Regions from separate parts of the Mus musculus genome. Here regions 2 and 3 are each linked to region 1. A link is a loop called in an ENCODE intact Hi-C map of the cell type or tissue named here. Cell type or tissue: heart. All regions are shown on one strand. Each heading gives the region's core, and the rest is flanking DNA. Links, peaks and the distances in the headings are about the cores only.

What was found. A loop is a pair of places that touch in the nucleus more often than their neighbours do. Peaks named below come from ENCODE experiments on the same cell type or tissue, not always from the same donor. Only the 100,000 strongest peaks of a DNase experiment are listed, where the experiment ranks them.
Region 2: a loop joins it to region 1, with 2.9 times the contacts of the local background. A loop is called at or near these places in 7 of 42 quality-filtered maps.
Region 3: a loop joins it to region 1, with 5 times the contacts of the local background. A loop is called at or near these places in 6 of 42 quality-filtered maps.

What each region holds. Positions count from the first base shown.
Region 1 is chr13:72,635,961-72,643,398 of GRCm38, reverse strand. No RefSeq gene overlaps it. Among named protein-coding and RNA genes, the nearest start is that of Irx2, 11 kb to the right of the region's middle. In heart, for the core only: a CTCF peak has its summit at 3,068; no DNase peak of the experiment used is centred there; H3K4me3 peaks cover 2,091 bases; H3K27ac peaks cover 1,164 bases; H3K27me3 peaks cover 4,196 bases.
Region 2 is chr13:71,450,417-71,457,854 of GRCm38, reverse strand. No RefSeq gene overlaps it. Among named protein-coding and RNA genes, the nearest start is that of 1700112M02Rik, 33 kb to the left of the region's middle. In heart, for the core only: no CTCF peak of the experiment used is centred there; no DNase peak of the experiment used is centred there; H3K27me3 peaks cover 1,210 bases.
Region 3 is chr13:73,029,062-73,036,499 of GRCm38, reverse strand. No RefSeq gene overlaps it. Among named protein-coding and RNA genes, the nearest start is that of Gm30049, 93 kb to the right of the region's middle. In heart, for the core only: a CTCF peak has its summit at 3,230 (motif pointing right); no DNase peak of the experiment used is centred there; H3K27ac peaks cover 591 bases; H3K27me3 peaks cover 363 bases.

The sequences.
Region 1 (7,438 bases), core at 873-5,872:
GAGCTTTCAGTCAATGCTTAAGTAGCCTGTTACTCCAGGATTGCATTGTGGCAGAGAACACATGATGGAGAAACTGTTCCCCTGTGACCACTCTCACATAGCCTGGGGAAGAAAGAACTGTTCTTCTGTCTTCAAGGGCGTGCCCCACTGAACCAGGAATCTACTGCCTTCCAGCCACACCAGGCTGAGAACAAGGTTTTAACACACAAGCATTGGGGGAGACCCCTCAGATCCAAACCACAGCTGCCTCCTACCATCCGAACTCTCTTGTCACACATCAGGTCTGGCCCACTTATTCCTAGGCTTATTGAAGTTCATGTCCTTAGTCCTCCTACCCCAGAGCCTGTACACCAGCCTATCATTTAATATTCTCTAAACTCTTTAAAGGTTTCTGTGTCCCCAGCACACATAGATGCATAGAACAAGGCCCCACAATGACAGTTCAACTTCTGTCTGGAGGCTGCCAGACTGAGATCTGAACCCAGGTATCCTAAACATATGCTCTTTCCTCAACTCTTTTGCCCCTCTGCTGGAAGTGGATTTTACCTACTGAGATATCTTGCCAGCCCTATTATAAAGGAAAATGTATCTGAAAGATCTTGAATATGATTCCATTTATTTTAGAGCACTCTTGCAAACAAAACATGAATTATGTCAAAACACTTGATTAGTGCCAAGTTAGAAGTGTAAGTACATTGTAATGAAACCAAAAGCAGACAGGGCAAGGTAGCACATGTCTAATCCCAGCACTCAAAAGGCAGAGAGGCAAGTGGATTGCTATGGTTCAAGGTCACCCTGGTCTATAGAGAGAGTTCTAGGCTTGCTAAGGGTTACATAATGAGATCTCCCAAGTTCTTATCCACCTCAAAAGAGAAGAAATAAGTAAAGGAAAAAAAAAGGAAAAGAGAAAAAGGAAGAGCAGACAAGATGGCTACAGTATGTAAGTCAGGGATTTTGCTTTCTTCCTTTGATCACACATGCAAGCACAATGACTTCATTAGATGGCCCCACCAAACAAGTGACCAAGGAGCCCATCTTCTGGGACAGCTCCATGACTCCTGGCTTCATTACCAGAAACATTTCCAAAGGTTCAGGACAAAGCATGCTATGCTGAATTACCCAAGCCCACTCCCTAAAAGTCTGACCTCAACTTATGCATAGTCTGAGCCGCATTTTTCCTGTCCTCATGGGCATCACTGGTTGTTGGGCAATCTTAGTAATATCTGTGGACCAGGGTAGGCAGGGAGACAACTCACTGTGCAAGTTAGGGAACCCCAAGAACCAATCGACCTGGACTGAGAGGCTCTCTGTAGCCCTGAGAGCTCCCTTCCAGTGTGATCCTGATGACTGTTCCTTTACTTTGTTTTGTGTTTGAGATAAAAGCTCATGTAGCCCAGGCTACCCTCTAACTTGCTATGTGGCCGAGGATGGCCTTGAACCGCCTGAGTGGTGGCATTACAGGCATGCACTCTCGTGCTCTGTTTGAATGAGTGCCGGGAATCCATGGCTTCACGCACACTAGGCAAGCACCCTACTGAGCTGTATTGATGGCCACCTTGAATTTCACGGGGAGGAGAAGCAGACCAGTGAGCATGACAAATGCCCCTGGGTGCCCACTGGTGTGACCAGCGGAGCACCTGCAGGAACCGAACTGGGAAAAGAGAGGCTGTGGTCAGAAGTCTTGAGTGCTAGCCTCCCTTGCAAGGTCCTGCTCAGCAGTGCCCCAACCTCAGAGGACCTCTCTTGTAGTTCTACAGGGCAATGTCAAAACACAGGGTCATGGACTGTGCAAAAGAGACACCCTCTTGGTATAAGGAGATATTCAGGCTCAGTCTCAAGTCAAACACACTCCAGGACTGACTGCAGGAGCTAGCAGTTGCCGCCAGCTCTTCAAAAGTTCCCTCAACACCTAAGGTAATTTAGGGCTACTAAACTTCTCTACCCTGGTAGGTTCTTAACATGGGGTTCCCAACTTCAATGAACAACATCCAGACTAAGGGTGACTGGCCACAGGGGGGCCATCTACTTACCAGATAATGGAGTGCAGTGTGTTGTGCCTGGTCTTAATAGTGTGTGAAAGAGAGAAAGCAGGGCTGTGTAATTAAAGCTTCAGTATACGAATCTGCTTAAAGGTGCTGAAGTTAGGAGAACAGATTTGATTCTATACCTCATTAGAGGGTCTTTGCCCTGACAATGTCTGTCTACCCACAGCACTGCCTTACCTAACTCCTTCCTTCACAGCTAGCCACACAGAAATAGCAAGAAACTGTAAAATAACCCTTCTTCCCTACTTCCACTTCCGTCCCTTAGCAGAGCCTTGAGGAGCTGGATGGGCCTTGGTTCCTCCTGTTTATGTCTGGGCCCATTATCAGGGAGGGCACTTTAGTTGAGGGGTTGAGTATCATATAATCATTATAAAACAAATTGCTTTTCCACTGTGTGAGAGCCAGGGAGAAGAAACCAAGACCTGCCACCCACTCTTATTTAAACAAACTAATGTCACTCTGGAGGCCAAAAGGAGCCAGCTCTGCCACCCACCTCTACAGAGGCTATGGCTAAGCTGTCCGGCTTGGTCTCCCTGATGTGGGGGTGGGCTGGGGCAGCAGCAGCAGGGCAGTCCACTACCCCAGTGGGGGCTGTGAGGACCTCCAGGGAGCAGTTTCCCTGGCTATGGGGGAGGATTAAGGGAAAGCCCCATGGCAGGCACCACTCCCTCCCCCAGACTGTCCAATGAGTCTACTCAAGAAAGACTATAAATACAGCTTTCTGCTGTCTAGCTCTAACCTCCACCCCAGTGTCTGGCACACATACACACCGAGGTCTTCTGGCTATATTTCTGTAATTCCAGTAAGTCCTGAGGACCCTCTCCCCACCCTTGGGCGCGCGCGCGGGGGGGGGGGTGCTGATACACAGTTTCTGAAGTCTCTGGAAACTGAGCTAGTCACTATCAGGTCCCCAAAGAAAGGCTTCTACTAAGGAAAGGTAAACACAGGGGCTCAGAACTCCCAGTTAGAATAGCTGGAAGGCACCTGAATACCTGAATTGCTCTCTGGCGCCCCCATCTCGACCAATACCCTTTGCAGGGAAGCCTCCTACTGGGTTCCTAAGGAGGAGCAAGAGAACAGTGCTGAGTATTTCTGGGCGACTAAATCTCAGCACGGGGCCACCGGCTCCCCTATTTCTTTGCATTCTAAACATTTCTCAGACTCTTGCCTGCAGGCAGGCAATGGAGCAGACTACTAGTTGCGCACTCCTGCCCTCTCTAAGATCTTGGAGTGTAGAGTGTGGAGGGTGCGTCCTGAGGGCCAGAGGCGTATGTGGGGCCCCACTGGTTCCCTCCCAGTTATGATTCCCTGCCTTGGACTCCAGTACGCGGCTGCTCTACCCCAAGCCCCACCCTTCGGCGCATCGAGCAGCGCTGAGTCCCCATAGAGTATGGGAAGATCTAGTTCTGTGCACAGCGGACAGGGGACCTGTGTTAGGAAGGAATCGAAGAAATGCCAAGAGAGTCGGGGTGTCTGCTGGAACCTGTTCCAACCAGCGAGGACGCAGCTGTGGACTTGTGGGAGCTGAGCGCCGTTTCTTGGCTCGGGATCGCTCTGAACCAGAGTCGCTTTCGATTTGCGCAGCTTTTGCCCAGAGCTCAGCAGCACAGCACCCTCAGCAGCGCGATCCCGACACACTGGGCCGGTTGGCTGCTTCCCGGGGATGAGGAGATTGAGGGCTGAGACCTGGGAGGGAGAACAGAAAGACTGGAAGGGAAGGAGTTCTCCGTGGAGGGAGCCAGGGTACCCTAGGAATAGGGCCTCACGGCCGGATGGATCCTGTGGCTGTGGCGTCCTTCGAAGCTTTATACTATAACTGTCTTCCCGGGAGAACATGAGTCCTGGCACCAGGGCAGGCTGTGTTGCTCAGGCCGTGGGTGCCTGACCCCATTCTGCAGGGCATGCAGGCTGATTCTGAGGGTCCGGGGAACCTTTTCCCTCCAAGCCCAGACATTTCCGGGTACTCTCGACCCTGACTCCACCCAAAGCTCTGAAAATCTGTCCGGAGGTGACTCTACCAGGCAGCTTTCGCTCTGGGAACTCTTCCGCTGGCAGTGGCCTTACAGGACCTCGATATGATAATTAAGGACACACGTGGCTAAGGCTCTGTTCTAGTAGATAGAAGAATAGAAAGGGGCCTGAGAAGTTGGCCAAAAGACTCCTTCTCGGCTGGGACGATTCTAGGGGTGGGTGCGGGTGGATGGAGAGCTTTGTAACAAAATGACTGTAGTAGATAGGGCAAAACCTGCGGTTGGGACAGACCCTGGGTATCATTTTCAGGATAAGAACTCACTTCAGAACACCCTGCCCCAACCCCTTCACACACTCAAAAGGCGCCCATAAACCAGGATCCCTGTAGTGAACGAAGCATCCGGGATCGAGGAGCAACCCCAGCTCTGGGAAGAAAGAAATAGGTGCACCAGACCAGTCCAGCTCAGGCCTTTAGCTGGGGACTGTTCTGGTCAGTGCAGGGCGGTCTCTAGTGCAGGATGGTAAATAGGTCTCGAGCCACCTCGCCCGCTGTCCTTTGACACTGCAGCTCAGCAGAAGTCCAGAGCCTAGACTGCGGACGCAATTCTTGCTGCCTCCCTATTCATCACTCCTAATCTGATCATTGAACTCCTGTTCGGGTTTGGAGCCCTTCCTAGCTCGCCCTTCTCTCTGGTTGAGTGGGGAACCGAGAACCTGCACCCATGCAGAGCGAAAGTGCAGCGGCAGGCCCAGTGTATGCAGAATGGGCAAGGTCTCCAAGGAAATGTCCTCAGGCCAGACCATCTCCTCCAGCGGCGTTCGGGTAACCGAATGCAGTCACTTGCCCTTGATCTTGCAGGGCTGAGACCAGGGCGGCGGGCACGCTGAGAGCTCAGACCTGCACGGCCTTGGCAGCCCAGCCCCACATCCTTTGATCCGCCTTATTCATTCCAGCTGCGCCCTATTTGTCTGTCATTTTCCCCTTTTCCTCCAGAATCATTATTTATGGCAGAAAAATAAAAGGTGCTCCCTGGAAAGAACCGAGGCAAGGAGTAAATTTCTGAGAAACAAGAGAGTGAATATGTTTCCTTTTAAAGGTCACCAAAAAGGAGGGGAGGGGAAGGGGAAGTGAAGGGGAGGAGGGGAGGATGAGGGTCTGATCAATGCTTCCTGGAACTCATTACGGGAGAGCATTAACTAACCGCTAGATCAGAGCCACGAAAAAGCAAATATTTTTAAAAAAATAACCGAAGGTAATTATAACCCTGTTGTTGACACTAACGATTAATAATTGATCAGGAGCTACACACAATAAATTGTCAATTTATCTCCTCATAAAATATGCTTGCTAGTGTAGCTGGGTTTCCTCCCCTGGGCATGTCCTTCGAAGATCCACTCCGCGTGTACATGCTGCCTGGATCCCACAGTCAATCCTAGAAGAATGTTAGACTTAACTTCTTTTCAGCTCCAAATAGAACAAAATTATGTTGGGGCACCTTCTGAAAGCCCTTTCCTTATAAGCTCCGGGCTAGATTTAAACAAACAAGCATTCTTCCTCCTCCTTCTACCTGGGATTCCAAGAGAATAGACAGGGTGTTTCATAACTGTTTTAGCAGTATTACCAGTATCATCTTCCCAAATAATGTCTTCATTTTTCTTAGAAAAGACAGCACTCTACCCACTCCCAGTACTGAGAGCCAGTTCTCTGCTGGGAGTTGGGAGGAGAAAGAGCTGTTCGGAGAGACTGCAAGAAGTTCTGGCGAAGGCACATAGTAAACCTACAAATGGTGCCATTTGACCCCTACAAGTTGGGGTTAGCTGGGTTTTCTCCCTCACTTAGCAGTGGCTGAGGTCTGTGGTAGTCAGTAGGCTGGAAGCATTTTCATAATGACCAATAGGAAGGAGGAAATTATATTGTCATAGATTAATTCTCCTTAAAATAAGCCTTTAAAATATTGGTAGGGATTTGTCACTTGCATAAAGGTTTGAGACTACATCAAAGGGCCATGTCCCCCTTGGGATCTGTGGAAATTTAAATGACGTTAGCATAACATTCGCATGGGGCAGACAGCTGTGTGTTGTTTCCAGAATCCATTTGTGTTAACATCCTTGAAATGCTATTTTCATAAAAGCTACTTTAAAATATATTTAATATATCTATAGATTTAATTAGGGGGTCTAAGTGAATATTTTCTTCAGATCTTGATGGACTAGTTAACTAAAAAATTTAAATGGCGACAATGATTAGTATGTGGCTAATTGGAGTGAACTTTTTAACAATTCGGTGCATTTAAAAATTTTAAAAAGGCTTTTCTGACTCCTTAAATTGGTTTAAAGTGATTTAAAAAAAAAAAAAAGACTAATGTCTGGAAACTACTCCGTCATGGTGCTAGTTTCCTAATTTCAAGAGGGCACACTTTGCCTTTAGCCTCCTTCGTAAATATTCCAACGTCAGTCACTGTACTTGACCCAAGTAGGCTTGGGGCTTTGGTGCCATCCAGTAAGTCTGGACCAGGTGAAAACTCGATGGAGTCTGCAGCATTCAGGTCCACACACCTCTGCAGACCTCTCTCCCTATGCAGTTCTAGCCTTTCTCCCACATCCAGAAGGAGCGCAGACCGAGGCCCAAAAGAGGGTGCTTGGGAGACTCACCCCAACCCCTGCTAGACAGCTGATTGTTCCTGCCCCTTATTCTCTGTTGCCCGCCCCTCCTGACTTTCAGACAAAGGTGGGTGAAGTTCTTTTCAAGTTTCAAAGGCAGTTGCTAGGCAGCTCTGCTGAGACAATAACTCTTTTATTGGGAACAAATGTTGACATTTGACGGGCGCAGGAGGCAGCACCCAAGCCAGCAGCTTGGTGCACCCCCCCCCCCAACCGTGCTCTCGTCAATGCCCCGGCCCTCGGGCCCACCTGAGATTAAAGCGCGAATTCTGATAAATCGGCTCTAATGAAATCCGGTCTGTGGAGGGCCTTCTGCCCTTCTGGCTGCAGCGGCCAGACTACGCGAATGCGGGGCCCAATAGTCAGCAGCGCGCCCGGGCATGCAGGCAGTCTGTAATTCAGTGTGGCTGCCCTGCCAGAGCTCTGTGGGGCCCATTTCTCCACGGAAGTCACTTCCCTACATGGGGATTCTCCTTCTCTTCTCTTCTCTTCTCTTCTCTTCTCTTCTCTTCTCTTCTCTTCTCTTCTCTTCTCTTCTCTTCTCTTCTCTTCTCTTCTCTTCTCTTCTCTTCTCTTCTCTTCTCTCTCCCTCCCTCCCTCCCTCCCTCCCTCCCTTCCTCCCTCCCTCTCTCCCTCTCTTTAGTCCCCCTAAACACACCTGCAATTTTATGTTCCTCGAGCTTATTTAAAAATCAAGTTCTCCAGTAAGATATTCAGGTCGGGAGGGAGGTGGGTAAGCTATGGAAATCTCTGATAATTTG
Region 2 (7,438 bases), core at 786-5,785, 1.2 Mb after region 1:
ACTGGCCAAGAGTGCTTCTAACTGTGGAGACCTGCATTTGCACTGTAGAGGGGAGGAGCTGCTGCCCCACAGCTTCCTGTCTGTAGCAGGTAGTACTTACCAGAGGCCAGAGTGTGGCCCCAGGAGCACAGCATCCCATGTTGTGAGCCATTCAACATGGATTCTGGGTACCGAAGGACTTGCTTGTACAATAGCAGTAGACATGTTTAACTACTGAGCCATCTCTCTGGCCCCGCCTATACAGATTCATAGATGTGTGATTATAAAAGAAGTTCATGTGTTCCAAGAATGACTTGTAATAAAATGTGGTGTTTGTTCACAGATTCTGGACAACAATGAGAGAGAGAGAGAGAGAGAGAGAGAGAGAGAGAGAGAGAGAGAGAGAGAACTAGTGAGAGAGAGAGAACTATATGCAGAGGCCCCGACCAATTTGTACAGAAATTCGTGCAATTAAAGGTCTATAAAAAACAATGTATAAAACCCAATATAAAGCAAAAATATATTTTCCACAAACAAATTATGCCCCTAAAGAATGACGGCATTCAAAATGCAAAGAGCAGCTAAATAAAGTGTTTTATGGAAGCTGCAGGAGGTTTAATCATGCTCCTTAGTAGGCAGGGAACCCTATTTTTCATAGTTGTAAAAGTGACTTTCTATTTTAAACTCAGAGAAGTTCTTTAAAAAAAAAAGAAAGAAAGAAAGAAAGGAAGAAGGAAAGAAAAGAAGGAAGAAAAAAAATCCCCCAGGTTCTTGGACCTGCTGAAAGTCTGCAAAAATCCAAACAAACATTACATTTCCCTCACCATACACTCATTCTTTTGAGACAAACAATGCCTTTGTTATGATTTCTGTAGGTAAATACGTACCTGAGATGCAAAAGAGAAGAGGGTCTGCAAAGAAACCCAGGGTTCTGACTTCCTCTGTAGCTCTTGCAGGAAGAGTGTGTGCTGCCATGTATACATTGAGGCTATTCTAGATGCTATGATGAGAAAAGCCACCCATCTCAGATTCTGTCAGCAGTACAGGTTATCTGAGGGAGGTACGAAGGGTGTTTAAAGACACAGTTGCAGAATCAGACTCAGAGGCCATGACCACTTCAGTGTAAGTAAGGCAGAGGCAAGGACAGGCTCTGGATGCAGAGACTATTTGTTCAAGTTCAAGATTTTTCTTAAAAGTATCTCAACATTTTTTACACAGCTCATAGGAATAATTGCTACTTCATTTGGAGAGAATAGAGCATACTGGTCTCTTCCTCCTCTTCTTCAGCTAGAAGAGGGAAGCAAAAAGAGACACCTCCTCTCATTGGATATCATGACTAAGCCAAGAGGGAAACTGAGGAGACTACAAGACTTGACAAGGCTTCATCACATCACTCTTTACCCTCAGCAGAATAACAAAGAATGTCCGATTCAAAATAAGTCAGGGTCATAGCTAACTATAGCTCACAGGAAGTCTCAGTGCAGTATGGCAGCCAACAAGTGAAGAACAGGGCCTCACAGGTCTCAGGGAAATGTACCCCAAAGCAATGTCCCAAAGGCTGTGCCGCTACACAAATAAGCAGTGTTTCTGTCACATAACTTGGCTGAATATCTGCCCACAAACCCTCAGTTGTTACCCCAAAATGGTGTAACCATTTTGGAAAATATTAGTGGTGGGTAGAAGCTCATAGAACCTAATTATCCCATTCAAGGTCTCACAGTTCGTGCCCCTGCTCTATGTAAACCTGTGTTCAGAACAGAGTTCTGCAGCATCAGTAACAGCCTAAAGCTAGTAGCACGACCCTCACCAATCATAGAATAAGTGCAAATGCTATTTGGTGTTTTCATCCTTGGAGTTTTATGTGACAGTGTAAACAAATTACATATGCTGTGTGAAATAATCCTAAATGAATTGCAGAAAGGATCCAGAAATGAAAGTCCTGAATTCTGACAAAGACCCCTGTGAGCACGTGTGAGATTGTAAGTCAGGAAAAAAATGACTGCTAGCTGAGTCCATCAGGTCCTGGTGCGCAAAGGAAGCTTTTGGAGTCCAGCATCTCCTGGTAATGAGGAAAGCCTTGTTCTGAGCATCGATGTGGGTGAAAAAGGTATATGTACTTCATTCACAATTTCATAAAGTGTTCTCTCGGGAAGGGATTCCACGACCCCATCCAGCCTACAGGGTTTTTCATGGTAGCTCGCCAGTGTTCTTATCCACAGGATCCAGAGAACAAAATCTCTTCATCAGAAAATGTTGGGATAATCCTGCCCAACTCTGAGCATGGGATCTCGTGATCGTTCTCCCAAAATCCAAACTGGGGACAAGGCACAGAATGTTCTCCACGGCGAGTCTCAGCTTCTGAAGTCAGATTCCAGAAGAGGCCAGAACTGTCCTGTGCACAGGGACCATCCTGCTATAGAGTGCTGGGAAGTCCTTCCCTTGTGTTCATGGAGAACCAGTCATTGGCATTACAGCCTGTGGTCATCGTGGATGCTGATGGAGAGTGATTGACAGGCAGGGTAACACTTAGGGTCCTGCCTCTTAGGTAGATACTGACCTGATTGTGGGTCCTTTCATTTATGCCTCAAAAGAAAAGGCAAAAAAATAAAAATAAAAAATAAAGGCTTTGGCCAATAACTGAGAAGACCCTTCACCACTCAACAATGCCACTGGTGCTTTAAGTCAGTCTTTGTCTTCTCCTTGCACAAGGAGAAGAGAGGCTGAAAGTGTCTGGTGTGTTTCTGATCATATCACCCCCTTGTTGCAGTCCTGATAGTAATTACAGGGTTGGGGGGACCTTAGACTTCACCAGGGGCAGGGCATCCTTTGAAGAGCTCATCACACAGACCAAATCCCTTCATAGCTGTGTTTTCTAAGAGATCCTAAGCCCCATTTGCCCAGAGTTAGCATTTTTCGGAGCTCTGTAAGTGAACACTAATAGACACTTATTATTTAAATTGTGTGTAACAGGCCTGTTCAGACTGATCACCTCCTGAGTCAGTCAAGTAATGATTTTGATTCTTTTTATTGAATTGACATGTTTTTGGCAGGATCCAATAAGCTTCTTAACTGACATGTCAGGATGTCCTGGTCTGTGCCAGGCAATTTGCTATGGATTTCATCTCCTCTCTCTCTCTCTCTCTCTCATTAAGTTTTAGTGAATGGGTTGAAGGAAAGGAGGTGGTATTTTTACTCACTGGCCACTGTACAGGTTAGGATTGTGTTAGCATGACTATAACAGGGGTAAGACTAAATTAAGGTGTGACCATAACAGGGGTTTTTCCTCCTTCCAACCGGAGAAGACTGGAGGCTGTTAGTCCAAGACTCTTCTCCTCTCTTATTCAGTAACTGACCTGTTCTCCGCCCCAAGGAGTCTTTATCATGAACAAGGATTCCGGACTCCCACCAGGGCGTTCCCACAGTCCACTGGTTTCCCGTTGGTTTGTGAGGGGTCGTGGGAAATGTCTTTGCTATTGGAATCCTTGTTAGGATCTGAAGGAAAGCTAAAATGAATGAGGAAAATGGGGACACGGTTCCATGTCACGAGTCTGTCATGTGGATACAATCATTTTCATAAACACCATGAACACAGATGCCACGGGACTAAATGATGGTGGATTGTGATGTATGAGGATTATGACGTTGAACACGTGCTCAGGAGTGCTCATCCCTGCACATGTGCAAATCTGTCAATGGCAAGCCCCTTCTCAGAAGTGACTCCTCTCCTAAGGACTTCCCTATGATCCAAAAGCAGACAAGGAGAGCGTTCTAATTACATATCTAGTTAATGAGTTCTCAGTGAGTGCTAAAAGTGAACTTGGACGTGAAATATCCTTGTAGAAGCAAAGGGTAATAGAATGAGACAAGTCAGGAGGGTAGGGAGAAGTGACTGATGGGTACCTGAAAGCCTCCATGCTGTAGAGGAAGGGTGGTGCCTTCTAAGCATGCTTAGAGTCAAGTCGGCTTTCTCTCTTCTGGATCCACTTGTACTTGGTCTTAGCCATTTGTCCTAGCTCTTCCAGGAGCATAGAAGAGACACTATCAGGTAAATAATAACTCATTTTTGTTCTAACCCTCATGTCCACAGAACCAGCTCTTTATGGATCTGTGGGCAGAATCCTGGCTAAGTCGGCTCTGAGAGAACAGCTAATGACTGCAGCGAGATGCTCTGTTCAGAGAGCTCACTTGAAGTTTAGACTGATCTGAAATCTGTCAAAATTGAGCTCTAATTCCTCATATTTAACCTTCACTTCAATGCTGGTTGTCTATTTTTTAAAAATCTTATATTTTTCAATTTATGATTTATGAGCAAAATTGGAAGTAAAGGACAGGGACAAAGGTAGGCAGCTCACAGGCTCCCTGACTGCCTCACTCTGTAATGGACGGCCATCTTTCAGTACACCCAAGCATCAGAAAACCAGTTCAAGGCACCCAGCGAGCAAAATAGAACGTTTGAAAAGGCATGTAAAGTTGGGGTTTCTGGAACTTTAATAGCTTTCCACTTAAAATTTTGGCTATCAGGCACTTTAACTAAGAGAAAAAAAATAATGAGTTTTACAACATTCAGCCTGCTTTATAACATATTACATAATGTGTGAGTCCCATAAAGAAGGTTGTGTGCTGTGCTATAAAACTTATTAGGTCACCAATATTTCTGGATTCATATTAAAAAATTAGAAATAATGGTTCAGATTAGAGTTACCAGAATTATTAAAAAGTCCTTTGCATTGAATCAGTCATTCCCAAGGATATACTAATGAATATGTAGCTTTAAAAAGGAAAAAAAAGTTTCATTTATGAATTCACCTGAGGTGAAAGAAGTCATGTTAACATTATAAGTTTTATGTGGACTTTCCACGGGCCGACGTGCCCTCTCCACTCCGCCTCTACTTGGTACAGCTTGCCTTAATTTACATTTTGTGAGCCCCAGAGTGAGAATAATTTTTTAAAAATCAGACTTGCAGTCTGAATAGAGGAATGGTGAGCAATCCTCTCTCTAATGTTATTTTAGGTTTAAAATGTTTAAGCCACACAGAGTAGGTTGAGGTCCTACCTATTCTCCCAGTTGCTCTTTCCGCATCTGTCTCTTCCTCAGCTTTGTGCTTCTCCACCCTCCTGATCCTACACAAGCCTGGATTCCTTCATGGCGATGCTGAGAATGGACTCACACAGTCCTCCCTGCCAAAATGCCCTTACACTTTCTTCTGAAAGCCCCAACCAGACAGTGATCTCTTAAGGTGAGATCTGTAGAATGAGGCTGAGAACCCACATAGAAAGCAAAACTGATTCTATTCCCAAAAAAAGTAGGAGAAAAGCCATCCAGGGTGACAGAACAATGCCCAGAGAAATGCCAAAGAGAGATCAATGACTCCTAGACACTAAATCCTGACCAAAGGGAAATCTAATTCTCCTGCTACAAAAGGAGAGATTGCACAATGTATGCCTTGCTGTTCCAAGAGCAAGGACTTTGTGACCACGCCCCTGATAGAAAAAATCCTCTACCGTTTCTCTCATGGGGCTGATCACTCTACTTCACACCGTACAACACACAATGATGCATGTGCGGACGTGTCCTTGTCATGTTTGTGGATCCCTACAGCTCACAGATGATGCTAGAACTGCATTTTACAGTAGGCAAGGCTCCTTCATGTTGCACTTGCCAAATGAGAATTTAATGAACAGCGAGAGTGCGTTTTGGTAAAGGTGTGTTATCTGTACCTCTGAGTGTTTGCCAGTGAGATGCCCATTAGACTTTAGAATGACCATTAACAAGTCATACAGCTTTCCTTCTCAGAGCTTCTGTGGTATCTTGTAGCCTACTATAGGAGTGAAATCTAAAAGACTTGGATGATGCTGGGCAATGGTGGCGCATGCCTTTAATCCCAGCACTTGGGAGGCAGAGGCAGGTGTATTTCTGAGTCCGAGGCAGCCTGGACTACAGAGTGAGTTCCAGGAGGGCCAGGGTTATACAGAGAAACCCTGTCTCAAAAAGCCACCACCACCACCACCACCACCACCAACAACAACAAAGACTTGGATGATTATTTTCAAGATTAAAATGAGCAGAGACTGCTACACTAAGCAAGTCTCTGAGATAATTACATAATTTGGCACTACCACTGGGCCCTGAAATCCCAGGGTCCAGTCATCTTGCAGGAGTTCATGCTGTTTACATTAAGCTCCAGGTCATATAAGCAGAGAGTCAGAAGTGATCCTGTCACCCTCTCTACGCAGGGGCCATTCTCTGCATTTTGAGAACTGTGACTCTGCATGGGAACTTTGCTAAAAGTCCAGCCAACAGTGGCCTGTATGTCCTCTGTGACTGAGCAGAGAGGACTCACACAGGAATTTTATGCCTCAGTGGTACGAGGGTCACAGAGATGTTGACTACTGAGAAATCTGCATCCTGTATGCTGAGTGTTGAGTGACCATTGATCCCTCAAAGCAGTGATGGATCCTGCATCCTGAGTACTAAGTGGTTACTCATCTCCTTTGAAAGCAGAGGGTCCTGGGTTCTTAGTACCTCATCATGGGTACCATGAATTCTCCTGGTAGCAAATGGGTCTGAGATTCTAAGTACCCAGTGACCACTGAATCTTACCCACTCTTCACAGTCAAAGGTTTCACAGGACTCGTGGGTACTCAGTGAGAACCTGAAGAGATTCTTAAAAGTAGGATATGTCAAAGAGCTGAAGTAATCAGATGGAAATTTTCACTACTATGAGGGCAGAATGGTAGGCCACATGCGATGAAAGCCTTGTACGATTAGGATATATGAGTGGTCTTAAGACAGGATGGAAAGCTGTAAGGTACTGTCTTAGAGTTTTACTGCTGTGAACAGACACTATGAACAAGTCAAGTCTTAGAAAGGAAAACATTTAATTGGGGCTGGATTATAGATTCAGAGATTCAGTCCATCATCAAGGCAGGAACATGGCAGCATCCAGGCTGGCATGGTATAAAAGGAGCTGAGAGTTCTACGTCTTCATCTGGACTGCTAGCAGAATACTGACTTCCAGACAGCTAGGATGAGGGTCTTAAAGCCCATTCCCACAATGACCAATGACATACCTGCCCCAACAAGGCCACACCTACTCCAACAAGGCCACACCTACTGCAATGGGGCCACGACCTCTAATCGTGCGACTCCCTGGGCTGAGGATACACAAACCATCACAGGTACTCACATCACATATTAAAGTCTACAAAGCACTTGTGCCTCAACCTACTGAAGTCCTCTGCATAAATTATAGACTCCCCCACAAGGACCAACATATTCCAAACTTCCCTTTTGCTTTTTCACCAAACTCTGTGATGAATAGCTCCTCTCTTGCACGAAACCTCAGAGCTGTGTGTCTTACTAAGGAATACATGTTCCAGACACCTTTAGTCCAGCAAGAAATCAGTCAAGTGACTACTCTTCCAAGATTCCGTCCTTCAATAAATGTTCTGTGACTTA
Region 3 (7,438 bases), core at 786-5,785, 390 kb before region 1:
AAGTCTCTGAGTGTCAGGACCTTTGAAAGCAGACCTCCTTGGTGGTTCGGTTTGTGGAGTCTACATCAGATTGGGCTTTCTGATGCTCCCAGGAGCTCTCTCAGGATCCACAGTGACAGCTATAGGTCAGATCTGATCCTGGGGAGACACCCCCCCCCCGAGTGTATGATACTATGGGGGGATGGGTAAGAAGAGAATTTTTAATACTCAAAAATTATTGCTTTCTTAACTTGGAGATTTGTTCTATTCTTAAGTCAATGCTTGTGGCCCTGCTCCCCCTCCATAAACACAGATATCCAAGGATCACATCTCTACATGCCATGTCTGGATCCAAATCAATACTCACTGCCATTGCCTTGACATGTAAGAGAAGGTCACAAACGAAATGATCAGAGAGGCAGGACCTGACGGCTGGCTTGGGCTGGGTGTCTGTGGAGTTGAGCTTTTGCTCGTGCAGAGGCTGAGGACTGTGCACATGTAGCTCGGTGAGCAGGGCGAGAGATTAGCAGATCAGAGGACTTTGTTCCAACCTCAGCACTGCTTAAAATGGGATTATATAGGCACATAGACTATCTCCTACACAAGGTCCCTGGACATTGGCAACTGTGTGCATTGTTACTGAGTTTAGGTTCTGTGGCTACTCTGCCTTTTGGCAGGAGATGCTTTTGAGCTGCAAGCCAAGAGTTGAAACAGGAGGAGCCCTTCACCCTGTCCCACAGATTTCCTTCTGGGAGGTTTTGGGGTCTAGGAGAAGCCAAAGAGCACATGGGGGTGACAGTAATAATGGACAGGGATAGGAAGGCCACATGTACACAGTCACAGAGGGACAGAGAGGAGCCAGAGTGGCTAAGAAGAGAGGAGGGACGCAGCCCCAGGAGTTTGAAGGCACTGAGGTGGCAGTGGTTGGGAGGGACACAGTGTCTGTTCTTTAGTGACACCAGGCATCTAGACTGGAGGCAGTGATGTCCCACAGAGGGTGCCAAGGGCTATGGGGCACAGACTTGGGTATCAAACATCTTGGGGAGCAGAAACACTGGCTATTTCCACCAGGGCTTTACTCCACCCCTAGTCAGTCCCCCAGACAGGCCCCAAGAGGAGGCAGCCACTTGGCTGCCAGAACGTTGATGTGGATGAAATGGGAATTTAACAATGTCTCTGGGTGAATGCATGTTGTCCTTCTTCTTCTTCTTCTTCTTTTTTTTTTTTTTGAGGTTGTCACATGATCTCGCTGTGTGACATTTCAAATCTCCATCTTGCTTTGTCGAGCCTCTATGCATGAATAATTTTCCCAGTCCTTGTTTTTAGTGGGGCCAGAGAAAGAGCGCATTACAGGCACACAATCTCCTGTTGTCCGCTATCAGCATTCGGGGGACTGAGCTGGCTTACAACAGTGTAAAGACCCCGGTGGCATGTGTTATAATATATGAACCATTGTCCCCGTGAAGAACACACGAAAGAAAGAACATTGTTCTACGAGGGAGCAATTCACCGGGTTTTTCCCAGAGACTCTTGGGTCAAGTTTTCATGGGCCTATTTGATTTTCAAATTCTGTTTCTGCCCTCTTTCCTCTCTAGGAACAGAGTGTCCAAACTTGTCTACATTCACTTCCCATGTTTTGTGCATGGTCGATGTCCTTTAAAAAGAGTACCTCAAATAAGTCTTTATTCTTGTTTTGTTGGCTCTCATTCTGTGTTTTCATGAACTTTGGCCCCAGCCATGGCAACTGCGGGAAAATGCTAACAGTGATTGACAGGATTAGAGGAGCGGGTCCCCATCCGCATTTCAAACACTCGGGGAACAATGGGGATGGGGGTGATTGAATTAATGAGGGACAGGGCTGTCAAAAGAGCACACATACTTTACATAAACCTGATTATCTTTGCATGGCAGAAATGGAGAAAAATACCGGAGGGGGCCCGAGCTTGGCTCTCAGTCCACCTTGTGGAAGGCCCATCCTGTTCAGCTCAGCTGGCCTGGCCTCCCTCCCACGCAGCATCCATCAGCCATGCTACTTAACAAGTCTATTCAGGGGCTAGGGACTGCACTCCTTTCACCACTCAGCACCTCTGTGGGGCGGTGAGTTGTTCTGTTGTTAGTTTTCCTTGGGAACCATTGCTTAATGTTATCTAAGAGCACATTCCAAAGGCTGGACTCAAGGTGGCAGCCCGGGTGTTAGCAGCTGAAAAGATGGGTGAGTCCTCACTCCAGGGACCTAAAAAGCCCAGTACTGCAGTATAAACTTATACCCTAGAGGCCACTGGCTGCAGGGAACCTGCCAGCAGGATCATTTTGAAGTCTGTGGACATCCCCACCCCTGTCCCTTTCGAAACACACAGGCTGACCACCACTTAACAGCAGAGTAGATCATTTAGCTAGAAGCCACCTGTCACCTGGGAGCCTCCTGGACCCAGGGCCAAAGAGGTCCCCTGTGGATGTCTTCAGAGAAAAGGTATAGCTGCTGCCGGGTTTTCCCCAGAGACTCACGTCTGGATCATGCCTGGGTAATCTTGCCATTGGTAATTCGACAGGAAGAACCATTGCTACCACTGGGTTCTTGAATCCAATCTCTGTGCCACATTTTAAGATGAGCTAAGTGCCACTCACACAAGGAATTCATGAGCTCAGGGGACAGACACAATGACACATATTTGTGTCACCCTAGTAGAGTCTCAGGAGACACAATGACATATATTTGAGTCACCCTAGTAGAGTCCCAGGTGCATTTGTTTCTGGGGGCTGCTGACTGATAGGGGCAAGTCAGCAAGGGTGTCCAAAGCAGACCATATCCTGCTGTGTGATTCAGGATGGAGTGAATGAGGAAGATTTGGAGCAGACCACCTTCCTCCACACCTGGGTAGACTCCAGCCCTGCTACCCAACTTGCATCTTGTTTTTTCCAAAACTAAGGGTTCAGGATGTAAGGAAGGTTTGCATTTGCAGAATGATATGAAAGCCTTTCAGCTCATTCTAGGTGCTCTGCTAACTCATTAACACAACCACAGTTGGTCACCAGTTCCTCATGATGGCTTCTTCCCTTCTAAGTGGATTCTACCTGGGGCTGGTGTGCTGGCTCCAGAGGACAGGCTGCAGAGTTGAACTGGCAGGGCTATCTCTGGAACTCACCTGCACAGCTTCATACCCGTGTGTGCATGTATATCACCCCAGACCAGGAGCAAATTCCAGATGCCAAACCTTTGGTCTTGAGCACCAGAGATGGCTGCAGTGTCCAGCCCGGCCAGCAGGTGGCTCTGCCTCACACATCCTCCTGGAGCCTGCCACCATCTTCTCAGGAACCCACACTCTGGTCACTGGCTGGCTGCACTGGGAAGGACAGAAACCTTCCTTGCTCTGCTTCCCAAGAAGTGAAGGGAGGACAGCCAGGGGCCATTGCAGAAGGATGATTGCAGTCTGCTTTCAGGGAGGTTGAGGCCACAGCCTTCCCGAGCATAGAGAGACTGGAATTCTCAGGAAAGCCTCAGAGGGGGCAATAGTGCAACTGGAGGCTGAGGGGAGTAAACAGCATTGGTTGTGCATGCAAACTTTCCTCCTTCTCTGTAAAGCACTCAGATCCTGTCTCCTGTCAGCAGCCCTCTTCATTCTGGGTCCCTTTGAAAGAAGAGGACTAATTTTTTTTTAAAGAAAGTTCCCCCCTTACTATAATTAATAAATTGATATTGTAAGTAAAGGTTTGGTAAATATTTTAATTAAAATACTTGTGCATGTATGGAGCCTATGTAATCTTTCATACTTCGCAGAGCTGAATGCATGCAGTAGTTTACCCTGTGGCCTTGTTTCGTTTCATTGTGATCAAAACTCTTCTTCCTTCCTTCCTTCCTTCCTTCCTTCCTTCCTTCCTTCCTTCCTTCCTTCCTTCCTCCCTGCCTCCCTCCCTCCCTCCCTCCCTCTCTCTCTTTCTTTCTTTCTTTTGACTGGGCCTTATGTAACCCTAGCTAGATTGGAATATATGATGTAGGCCAGGCTGAGACATGCAGAGATCTGCCTGCCTCTGCCTTAAAAGTTCTGGGATCAAAGGTGTGTACCACCATAGTTGGTAGAGCATTTCATTTTCAAGGCTAAACAAGCAGATTTTCTTAGCTATTAGGAGATTTGACGATATGGGGGCATTTAGATGCTCCCCCTTTCCCAGCCATGTCCAGCTCAAAATTCAAAACACGCCAGCAATCTTACAGAAATACCTGGCCTCTGATGTGGGGCAGTGACATTCTGGAAGTCATACATTTTGTTCTGTTAGACTGGCACCGGGCTTCCTTCTTGGTGGCAGCCTATTCCTTTGTGACTTAACACAGGACTCACTGATGGTTTTGTAAGAGATAGTCTGTTACTTTCCCAGACTCAGAGTAGACTCTGGGACCAAGAAGTGGAGTGGGCTGAGCTCCCCTGGGGCTTGGGGTCTGACACCAAAACTGGCTTATTGTCTTGAGGAAGCAGCTGCTTGATGGGGCAGGTATTTCAGAAGCAAAACTAAGGAGAACAGGTGAGGGCACAAGTGAAGCACAGATGGGCAGGAGACTCTGCAAGGTTCTCCTACTGCTGTTGGCCTGGGTACCCTGGTCAGACAGTCTCTGTTGTTACTGTCTTGTGATGGTCACAGGGGTGACTTGAGAGCTCCAGCACAGTTTACCTGAGGACTCATCGCCAGCCCCACATCTTAGGGAGGCAGCTTGGCTGTATCCGAGGGGCCTGACTAGCCTCTGCCTCCTTCCACCCAGATTCCATGCACTTATCTTCAGTGCAACTATGCCAGCCTTTTTTACCAGACTCTGACACTCAGAGATTCTGAGATTTAGACTCTGCTCCTCGTGTTTGCCAAGTAAGTACTTAACTAGCAGGGTTATCTCCCAGCTCTAATTCTTAGTCACTGGATTTTGTATTTTATTTCATGTTTGGTCTTATATTTTATTTGCAGTTCAGGGAATAGCACCTATAGCCTGGCAACCTAGAAAAGTTCTGACACCGAGCTGCTACCCTGGGCATAGAGCCAGGGCTCTCAAGTCAGTTGACATCATTAGTGGATGTTCTTATCAGTAATTGATAGGTCATGCACAGCACACCTTCTGCATGGCAAAGGACACGGGTGTGAGCAAGTATTAGTGTGCCCTGCCTGAGTGGCTTAGTGTTGGCGAGAGCTTCAGGGATCCATGGCAATCTCTCCAGGGTCTTTATTTGAGGGGAGCATACATACTCTTGCCAAAAGCCTGTGACCTGTGCACCTGTAGGAAGAAGCAGACATGGTTCACACACACTCACTGTTAGAACCAGGGTACTCTGTCCACTCATGAATGGAAAAATGTTACTGGAAGGCCACTCACCCCCTGCCTGTGGAATAAATCTGTCACTGGTGATTTGTGGTCTCTGGAAGTTTTAAAGTCAGACCTATTTAATATTGAAGCTTTTTTTTTTTTTTTTTTTTTTTTTTTTTTTTTTTTTGGACTGGAAGCCACTTCAGCTTTTGTCTATACAATAAAAGCAAAGTTACTTGACACTTTCTTTGGGAAAATGGGGAGCTAGGCAGGGAAGGGTTAAGTTGTCTACGATTTCTCAATCAGCCTTCAGGAAGCCTCAGGTCAACTTTGCTCATAAAACTCCTCACAAATATTCCTTTTTTTTCTATCAGAGCAATTCTAATTCTGCACGCAGAGACCAGAGCCACTCAGATTATTACACATTATTAAAAATTAATTTTAAAAGTGGCCTGTTTTGTGTCCAACTTTAAAATGATAGTCACGGAGGGGCTGAAGATTCTAGGGATCCCCAAAGAACAGCTCTTTCCACTTGACAAGCAGGAGTCACTGTGGCCTCCTATCCTTTCAGAAGGAGCCAGCATGCCTGAAAGATGACAGAGGTCACACTTGGTCAGCTGCTTTTGGACCCACTTGAGGAACCTCATTTAATCTTACTCAGTTCTTTTTGGCCATGTCCTGATGGGTTAAAACCTAGTAGATTCTTGAGGGACATGTTTCAGCATGCAGCACCAAGCAGAGGATGTGGACTGAACCCGGTGGTCCATCAATCAGCCTCATTAGTGGCCAGGTCATAATCATTTTGATTCATTTACAGCCAATCACTTTCTATCCTGTCTTACCTGGGCCACTCTGACAAAGACCATAGGACTGGTAACTTTTAAATCACAGAAAAGTGTTTCTTCCAGTGCTGGGGACTGGAAGGCCATGATGGAGATGTGGGGAGCTCTAGTTCCTGTTGAGGTTAGAAGGGGAATCTGCTCAGGCCTTGACCCTCTTGTAGATTCTTTCCTCCCTATTGTATGTGTATCTGTGTCAATTATGAACATCAGATATGTTAGTAGGGCCAGGATAGTGACCTAGTAATAATCTGTGTTTGTGTGTATGTATATATGTTTGAGTATGTTTGTGTGTATGTGTGTGTGTATGTTTGTATATGTTTGAGTGTGTGTGTGTGTGTGTGTGTGTGTTATAGTATATTTAGATGGAAAGTGGGAGAGGGACAGTACTTGTAGACCAATGTTCTCGTAAACTTCAGGGTCTAGAATATATAATATTGATTCAAGGATCAGCTCATCCATCCATCCATGCATCCATCCATCCATCCGTCCGTCCATCTGTGGTGGTTTGCATATGCTCAGCCCAGGGGGTGGTACTATTAGAAGGTGTGGCCTTGTTGGAGTAGGTGTGTCACTGTGGGTCTGGGCTTATGACACTCATTCTAGTAGCCTGGAAGCTAGTATTTTGCTAGCAGCCTTCAGAGGAAGACTTAAAATTCTCAGCTACTCCTGCACCATACCTGCCTGGACACTGCCATGTTCCTGCCTTGATGATAATCGACTGAACCTCTGAACCTGTAAGCCAGCACCAATTAAATATTGTCCTTATAAGAGTTGCCTTGAACTAGGGAAGCAGATAACCCGGCCTGATCAGGGGCACAAGTCCCTTCCGGTCCACTCCAGCACCGGGGTGCCTTGCCCGCGGAGTCTCCGGACACCCGCAAGGACCCACACAGGATCCCCCACAGGATCTTAAGACCTCTGATGAGTGGAACACAACTTCTGCCAGGAGGCAGGTTCGAACACCAAATATCTGGGCATCTTCCCTGCAAGAGGAGAGCTTGCCTGAAGAGAGTACTCTGACCACTGAAACTAAGGAAAGAACTAATCTTCCAGATCTGCTGATAGAGGCTAACTTAATCACCTGAGGAACAAGCTCTAACAAGAGACAACTAAAACAACTAGCTTCAGAGATTACCAGATGTCAAAAGGCAAATGTAAGAATCCTACTAACAGAAATCAAGACCACTCACCATCATCAGAACACAGCACTCCGACCCCACCTAGTCCTGGGTACCCCAACACACCCTAAAAGCTAGACCCGGATTTAAAAGCATATCTCATGATGATGGTAGCGGACATCAAGAAGGACTTTAATAACTCACTTAAAGAAATACAG